2 separate regions of the Mus musculus genome follow, and region 2 is linked to region 1. The links are chromatin contacts, found by Hi-C or POLR2A ChIA-PET in ENCODE. All regions are on one chromosome and are shown on one strand. The core of a region is the stretch at or near the end of the contact, and the rest is flanking DNA. Distances in the headings are between cores, read along the strand shown. Region 1 holds the start of Tmem158 (transmembrane protein 158). Region 2 overlaps Clec3b (C-type lectin domain family 3, member b).

Evidence for each region. A loop is a pair of places that touch in the nucleus more often than their neighbours do. ChIA-PET counts read pairs that join two places held with the same protein, here RNA polymerase II (POLR2A).
Region 2: a map of mouse trophoblast stem cell shows a loop between it and region 1 (4-fold over the local background). The contact joins the enhancer-like site here to the promoter of Tmem158 in region 1. A Hi-C loop is called at or near these places in 33 of 37 maps with a recorded cell type or tissue (CH12.LX, CH12F3, ES-E14 and 11 more). POLR2A ChIA-PET finds 5 or more read pairs at or near these places in 3 of 5 experiments (Patski and embryonic stem cell).

The regions. Positions count from the first base shown.
Region 1 is chr9:123,258,417-123,262,466 of GRCm38, forward strand. It overlaps Tmem158 (transmembrane protein 158), which reads right to left and starts at 2,373. Exons shown (of 1, transcript NM_001002267.2): 1 at 641-2,373. The coding sequence starts at 2,129. The coding sequence ends at 1,269.
Region 2 is chr9:123,155,083-123,159,132 of GRCm38, forward strand. Clec3b (C-type lectin domain family 3, member b) reads left to right here. Exons shown (of 3, transcript NM_011606.2): 3 at 1,665-2,350. The coding sequence ends at 2,065. Among named protein-coding and RNA genes, the nearest start is that of Gm23323, 5.3 kb to the right of the region's middle. Within about 2 kb of position 2,074, at least 1 of the 3 ENCODE cell types and tissues checked has a DNase peak (open chromatin) inside an H3K27ac peak, as active enhancers do; it is heart, where a contact is called at or near this core.

The DNA of each region.
Region 1 (4,050 bases), core at 1,123-3,622:
CTATGTCTTACAATCAGCCATTTTCAGGTCTGGGAAGATGGCTCAGTAAAAGTGCCCGGTACTTAAGCAGGAGGACCTGAGTTCAGATCTCCAACATGCATGTGAAAAGCCAATCTTAGTGGTGTATGCTTATAATCTCGGTACTGGGGAGACAGGGACAGGAGGACGCTGGCCAGCCAGTCTAGCTGAATCTACCTGCTTGGTGTTTAGAGACAGACCAAGATAAAAACTAAGGTGGAGAGTAACTGGAGAAGGCACTTGACTCTGACTCCCCCACACAAATGCATTCAGGAGTGAGTGGGCACACACAAGAACATGTATATATACTGTATATTCACCACACCTACCGAGGTGGTTCTGTGAAAGACACTTGGCTCACAGAACTATTTATTGATTTTCCTGGGGCACCATGTGAAAACAAACTATGCCAAGCGCTGTGAACCTGTGCTCTGTAGAAAGGACGTACGTGTCTGGGGCCCAGTGAACTGATTAGCAATCCCCATCGGAACCATTCTGAAAGCGATTTCACCTGTCTCAGCCAGGAAGACAGATGGCGCCCCTCTTTTCAGGAATTTCTTCATGATTCATTTGCGTCTTGGATCCCTCTCCCAAAAGCAAATAAAGGAAACATACACATTTCTGGAGGAAAATGTCTGTATTAAAAGCCAGAAAACCACATTAATACAAGAAGAAACGCCCACCAGGCCATGTCACTGAATAGATCGACTTGGAAAAGATTCATAAAGTTCTTTTGTAAGCAATTACAATAAATCCGTGTCAAATCTTCCCTCGTCCCCCCCTTTAAAAAAACAAACAAGAAGCTTCAAATACAACTACATTCAGATACAAAGAGCTCCTGTTACCACAGCTTTAGCAGTTGAATCTTTTTGTTTTGTATTTTTTTTTACTAAAACTTTCATTTAAAACAGTTATTAAATATATAAAACAAATACACAGGATCTGGTCACTTTCTGCCATAAATAAAGGGCATGTGGGCGCAGGGAGGGGGTGCCGCAGGGGAAAGAGCCGGTTTCCCTTGTGTCCTCGAGCCACGCGTGGATCCCACCCTTCAGCCCGAGAGCTTGCCCCTGCTCTTCCGAACCAGAACCTCAGCACAAACCCCACTTTCCCACCTCATTTGTGCCTCTCTGCGGTCCCCTCCCGGGAAAAGGATGAACAATAAGGACAGCACGAAGCGCACCTGCCCCGTCTCCGGTGAGGAAGGCGCGTGCGAGCGCTTACACAGCGCGGACGCGGGGCGGAGGGGGTCACTTAGGAGCCACCCCCGAGGTGACAGCCGCGGCAGCAGCAGCAGCAGCTGCAGCAGCGGCGGCGGCAGCGGCGGTAGTCCCCGCGGGTACGGCTGCAGGAGCGGCCGCGGGGGCGCCGGCGGTGGTCCGGCGCTGCTCCATGCCGTTGGGCAGGAAGCCGGCAATGATGGGCACCGGCCAGATGAGGGCGGCCACGCTCCACACCACGATGACCAGGGTCATGAAGCAGGCCACCAGCGTAGACTCGATGGGCTTGCGGTTCAGCCGCCAGCCCGGCTCGCCCTGCAGCTCCTCCAGGCTGAAGTCCAGGCAGCAGAAGTGACGAGGCTCGCCCTGCAGCCACAGCGGCCCCGGCTCGGCCGCCGGGTAGGCAGGCAGCGCGGTGGGAGCCCCGGCGGGAGCCCGCAGGCGGCCGCGCACCCAGCCGCAGCCCACGCACAGGCGCAGGTCTTGCTGCGCGCCGCCCGCCGCCAGCCCCAGATGCTCGATGAGCAGTGGTGGCCCGACGCGGTGGAAGGCGGCGGCGAAGAAGGCGCGGCCGTGCGCGTTGGTAGAGAAGAGCAGCAGGTCGCACTGCAAGCCCCGCGGGCGGCCCCAGCGCACGAGCAGCGAGCTCAGCATCTGTCGTTGCACGCTGATGTTGCAGGGCGCCGCCGGAGCCTCCTCTGGGCCCGCGCGCTCTGGGGGCGCCGATGCCGCCGATGCCAGCAGACGCGGGGTGGAGTGTTCGTTGGTGAAGGACGCATTGGCCGAGGCGTTTGGGGGCGTCCCTGCAAGGCCGGGCGCATCCGTGGCCCCGCCGTGCGCCGGCGGCAGCTGGCAGGCGGCGGCCAGTAGCGCGGCGAGAAGGGGCAGCATGGCCTGTGGCGAGCGCCTACGCGCGCGGGGCAGGCGGCGGCTGCATGGCGCGCAGGCGACCGTCCGGTGAGGGAACCGCGGGGCCTGGAAGGCCGAGGCGGAACTCTGCCAGTGTATTGGGACGACACCGGCTCACGGGCCGCGATGGCCTCTTCAGACTCCGCTCGTCGAGGTTCCGCTGCCCCCAGAGCTGGGGCCCTTGGACGGCCAGGAGGCTCTGCTGGCTCGCGGCGAAACGAGAGAGGATTCCCCTGCTCGGCTCCGCCTTCCGCGCGCCCCGCCCCCGGCTCACCGGGTGCGGGGAATTGGGAGGGCGGGGCTCCACTCGCAGGGGCGGGAACTGAAGACCTGAGCGACAGGGCGGTGCGTGGAGGCGGAGCGAGGGGACCCCCGAGGGCGGGAAGCCCAGAGCGAGTCCCGGAGCCCAGACAGTCCCTCTGTCACGCCCCCAGGAGAGCTAATCAGTACCTCCTTTCTGCTTAGGAGAAACTAAGAAGGGAGAAAGTCTCCGGGCTACCTCAGGAGCCAGAGACAGGACTCTTGTACCTTTCTGCTGAGTTCAGAAATTCAGATCTGGAGTCTGGCTGGTTTTAATGTGTCTTCACCACAATAGATACATATGGGTTTTTTTGTTGTTGTTGTTGTTTTGTTTTTTGTTTTGTTTTTGTTTCGTTGTTTTGTTTTACAGGAAGAGAACTCATAAAAAAATCCTCAAAATTCTGAAGTTTTGGTGTTGGTTGGGGCAATGGGAATGCAAATCCCACAGGTCGGATGCTTGAGGACACCTGCAGTCTAGTGTGCACATAGACACAAAAAATTTGTATGTTAGAGTCCATGAATATCAGTCTTCCGGGATGTATATTGTGGAGAGGTGGAGTTGTCAAGAGTAATTTAATAGGATACAATTTATATTAAGAAGCCTACCTGAGTCCTGAGCTTGATGGTACAAGTCTGTAATCCCAAGTGAGAATCCAGAGTCCAAGTTCCTTGGAGAGGCCAGCCTGGGCTACCTGAAAACCTGTCTCAAATAAACAAAATCCAGTACTAAGGTGGTGAGGAGAATTATGAGTTTGAGGACAGCCTGGGCTACACAGAAAGATGCTTTCTGTAAAGAACAAAAAACGTTCTTGGGAAGAAGAGGCAGCTCAGTTGGAAGGGTGCTTTCCTAGTGTCCTAGCAAGCCCAGGGTTCAATCCCCATCACAAAAAGGAGCAAACTGCACTTCCCTTGTTTTCTGGCCTCACACTTGGAAACTAATGTCAACTGACCCCTAAAATGGCTTGAAACAGTTGTGCTCTGTAAATCTAAGAGTGACCCTCCCTCTAAGCCAGCTAAGCTTTCCCAAGGGCCTGTGAAGGACAGGATGACAGCCATTGCTGGGTACAAAGTGCTAAATATATTTCTCTAAATAGTTCTCTCTCTCTCTTTCATTCTTTCTCCTGCTCTTTCTTTTGAGTCAAGGTTTCACTTCGTAGCTTTAGCTGTCCTGGAACTTATTATGTAGACCAGACCGGCCTCAAACTCTCAGAGATCCACTTGCCCCTGCTTCTTGAGTTCTGGGACTAAAGCCATGTACCACTAAACCCATCTTCTAAGTTGTTTTCTAACAAATAGTAACATTGGAATGAGGGAGAGACACAGGTAGACAGAGAGAAAGTGGGGAGAGAGAGAAGGGAGAGAGAGAGCCTTATAAACAGAATTCCCCAAAGTACCAAGTCTTCTCTGTTGGTCTTGGTTCCCTGAGTGACAGCCGGGCGGCTGGCACCCACCCTGCATGGGACTGTGTTATGTTAATGGAGCTTGCAGTCCAGCATCTACCCCACCTTCTCAGTGCTGGCCAGTTGGTTATCTATTCCTGCAAATCCAGCCCAGTGTGACTGGATTCTTGGTCTCTGTAAAAAAGGTTGATGTCCCTGAGGCA
Region 2 (4,050 bases), core at 824-3,323, 100 kb before region 1:
TCCTCCATGGGCACTTCATGTCACATGCATTAACCCCCAACACTACCAACACTACCAACACACACACACACACACACACACACACACACACACACACACACTTTAAAAATAAAAATAAGGCATGGTAGCTCATGTCTTTAATCCCAACACTCAGGAGGCAGATGTAGGCGAATCTCTGTGAGCTCAAGGCTAGCCTGGTCTACAAAATGAGATCCAGGCTACTCAGGGTCATACAGTGAGACTCTATCTCAAAAACAAAAACAAATAATAATAAGATAAATAAAAAAAATAAAATCTTGGAGCTGGAGAGATGGCTTAGTCATTGAGAGCACTAACTGCTTCTCCATAGAACCTGAACCAGTTCCCAGCACCCACATAGTGACTCATAGCCATCTATAATTCTAGCTCCAAGGGATTTAATGCCTTCTGTCCTGAGGACAACCCCACACAGATGTGATATACACTCACACAGGTACATGTATATACACATAAAAAACTTCTAAAAATAAAATATTAAAAAAATAAAAGATGGTCTGAGGCAGAGGGATTCTCATGGTCACCCAGCTGGGGAGTGGCAAAGCAGGACCAGGGCCTCATAGCTTGGGCACTCTAGTGGCCAGGAGAGCCAGCTTTTACTTTCTTGCTTGGGGAAGCCTAAACAGACTGGACATCCACTCTGCCAGGCCAGTCCTCTTTCAAGTTAGTTGTCCCTCTCCATCACGGTCATCTTGCATGTGTCTATTCTCATTCTCTACCCACCCTGTGACCTTGCTCTGTTCTATAGTGTGCCGTGAGCATACCTTGTGTGTGCTTGGCTCTGGGCTGTGTATACGATGCATCTGTGTGTTGTGGGTGTGCTTTAGAGTCTGTGACTAAACACTTCTATGAGGCCTAGCTGTCAAATCCCTCAGGGACATGGGAATGTTTCTCTTTAATATTCGCTGGGTGGAATGGCTAAGTGCAAGGGGCAGGGCCAATATGGAGCTCTGACATATGTGACCCCGCAGCAAAAACCACACACTCCATCTGTCTGATGCAGAAATTAAGCTAAACACAAGCTGCAACATCAAGCTCACCATGGGCACCTTCCTCCTAACCTGGGAGACCAGTGTTGCACTGAACACTCTAGTTTAGAGTAGTTTTTGAAATGGCCATTCCTTACCATCTTTTTTTTTTTTTTTCCACAAATGCTCCTGAAGTCCCAGTTCCACTCACCCAGCCAGGGACCTGGTCTGAGCAGAGGTCCCCTGTGTTGATCCCCTGTGTAGAAGCTTGCTGGCCCTCAGACAGGAGTGGTAGATACTAAGTAACCAGAGTGGGGTCTCTAGTTCTAGTAGGTAAATGTCTAGCAGTATGAGCTAGTAGCTTGATCCCAGGGAGGGGAAACTATCAGGGACCAGGTGACTTCTTCACTCCCTTTATCTCTGGAAGTCAGTGACCCTGGCTAGGTCGCCCTTTGCAGCAGAGGTGTGTCCATTCCAGGAGCAGGGCACCATGTCCCTTCTTACTGGGCTCTTCAGGGTCTGCCACAGCAGGGTCCTGAGGCGAGAGCAAGCAGGCTTCAGGAGATGGATGGGATGGGGTGAAGGGTGGGAGTCAGCCTGGAAGAGGTCTCTTGGCCTCGGAGCATCCAAACCTTCTGTGACAGCCATCTCTCCCTTCAGTGTGCCTGAAGGGCACCAAGGTGAACTTGAAGTGCCTCCTGGCCTTCACCCAACCGAAGACCTTCCATGAGGCGAGCGAGGACTGCATCTCGCAAGGGGGCACGCTGGGCACCCCGCAGTCAGAGCTAGAGAACGAGGCGCTGTTCGAGTACGCGCGCCACAGCGTGGGCAACGATGCGAACATCTGGCTGGGCCTCAACGACATGGCCGCGGAAGGCGCCTGGGTGGACATGACCGGCGGCCTCCTGGCCTACAAGAACTGGGAGACGGAGATCACGACGCAACCCGACGGCGGCAAAGCCGAGAACTGCGCCGCCCTGTCTGGCGCAGCCAACGGCAAGTGGTTCGACAAGCGATGCCGCGATCAGTTGCCCTACATCTGCCAGTTTGCCATTGTGTAGTACAGCCGCTACTAGCCCAGCCCGGAGCGGAGGGGCTGGGCCTGGGCCAGGGAGGGGTGTGAACCACAAAGAGCAGAAGGCTGTTGAAGGGTGGGGCTTGTGAGCTTGCTATATGGGCGGGGTGGGGTGGGGGGGCGTTGGGGCTGAGCTGAACATTGGTGAGTGGGGCGGGCCTGGTGGTTCTCAGGGAGAGACAAGTTGTTGCAGGGCCCAGAGGGGCGGGGAGACCTTCTGTTCCTCTCTCTGCTTGGTTTTTGCAAATAAAGTTGGTGCAGAATTCCTGAAGTTGGGGGCTGGCGAGATGGCTCAGTGGTTAAGAGCGCCGACTGCTCTTCTGAAGGTCCCGAGCTCAAATCCCAGCAACCACATGGTGGCTCACAACCATCCATAACGAAATCTGATGCCCTCTTCTGGAGTGTCTGAAGACAGCTACAGTGTACTTACATATAATAAATAAATAAATCTTAAAAAAAAAAAAAAAAAAAAAAAAAAAAAGAATTCCTGAAGTTGGCTGGTCGGCAGATTAGGGCGGGAAGAAGATCCCAGGAGCCTGGCCCCAAACCCAGGAGAGCCTTAGTCACATTTCCAGTCTGCTTTCTGTAGAGACTAATTCCCTCTGCTGGACTACAACACACACTCCAATTCTGGCAGGCATGTTTGGGATATGGGGTGGGGCTATCCCTTCTCTTGTTGGGGATCCATCTGGGAGAAACATAGGCATGCAGGGGGCTTTTGTGGAGTAAAGGATGAGTGGAGTATCAAGCCTTCCCAAGAAGATTCCCATCTGCCTCTATTGTCCCAGGAGGCTGGTCCAGGAGCCAAATATAACAGTTGCCAACACTGCCTGGCTAGTGTGTTCCTTTCCCTCCCACTGCTTACAGCCAGCCAGGGGTTCCACATTGCTTCTTATCAGCACAGAGAATCACTGAGCCTACCATACTGCAGGAACTTATATGTAGTCTGGTTTATTTTTTTTTCACCCAGGACAGTATGTGTTGTTATAACCGGGCTGATTCTACAGGCCTGGGCCTTCCCACCACCATGGAATACTGGTCTCACATGACGAGAACTCTCCAAAAATGAAACACAGTAGCCTCATGCCTCCCCTTCCTCAAGTGGCTTATAGTGTGACCTGGCCTAGACCACCTCTGTGGACCCAGCTCTGATGATAGTGTGATTGACTGGGGCAGGAGAAAGCTTGTATGGAGCTGTATATGTCACCACCAGACTGCCTAGCACTGGGACATCGTTGTATGGGATTCAAGTCATGGGCAGAGTGAGGAGCCACAGCTGTTAGTGTTAAGAGTGAAGCCTGTTCTCGGGATGGTCAGCCAGCTAAGAGCTCTGATTCCAAAGAGTTCTGGTCAGATTTCTTTAACCACCATTATGGAAATCGTGCTGTTCCCAAGAAGCTGTGGGTCTTGGTAGAAAGGCGATCTAGGCAGGTGATAAACATTGCCTTTTTCCATCGGAAGAGGGCAGTGTGGCAAAGAGAATGATTTCCTGTTCATCAGCTTGTAGTGTTTCAGGGTTAGAACACCTGCGCACTCCAAACTCAGTCCACCTGACCTCCCAGCTGTGTCTTCCTTCCTTCCTTCCTTCCTTCCTTCCTTCCTTCCTTCCTTCCTCCCTCCCTCCCTCCCTCCCTCCCTCCCTCCCTCTCTTTCTTTTTAAAGAAAGAAACATTGCATTGTCCAGGTCGACTCTGGGTTTGAGTTCCAGGTTTCATTCAGGAAATCCTCCCTCCGCAAAGGCCAACCCCCGATCTTCCCGTGGTGGGCTGCTCTAAGACCCACTGAGAATCATTTTGCTAATTTGTTACTTTTCAATCCTTTGCAAAGAGCCTAAGTTGTTAGCTGATCACTATACAAGATACTTTCCAATGATGAAACCCTTTTGACCTGTACCTTAAAAGTCTCTGAGGTTTCAACACTGTCATAAAACAGTTTTCAGTCCTACCAATTTAGTCACCCCAACAGTTTCCA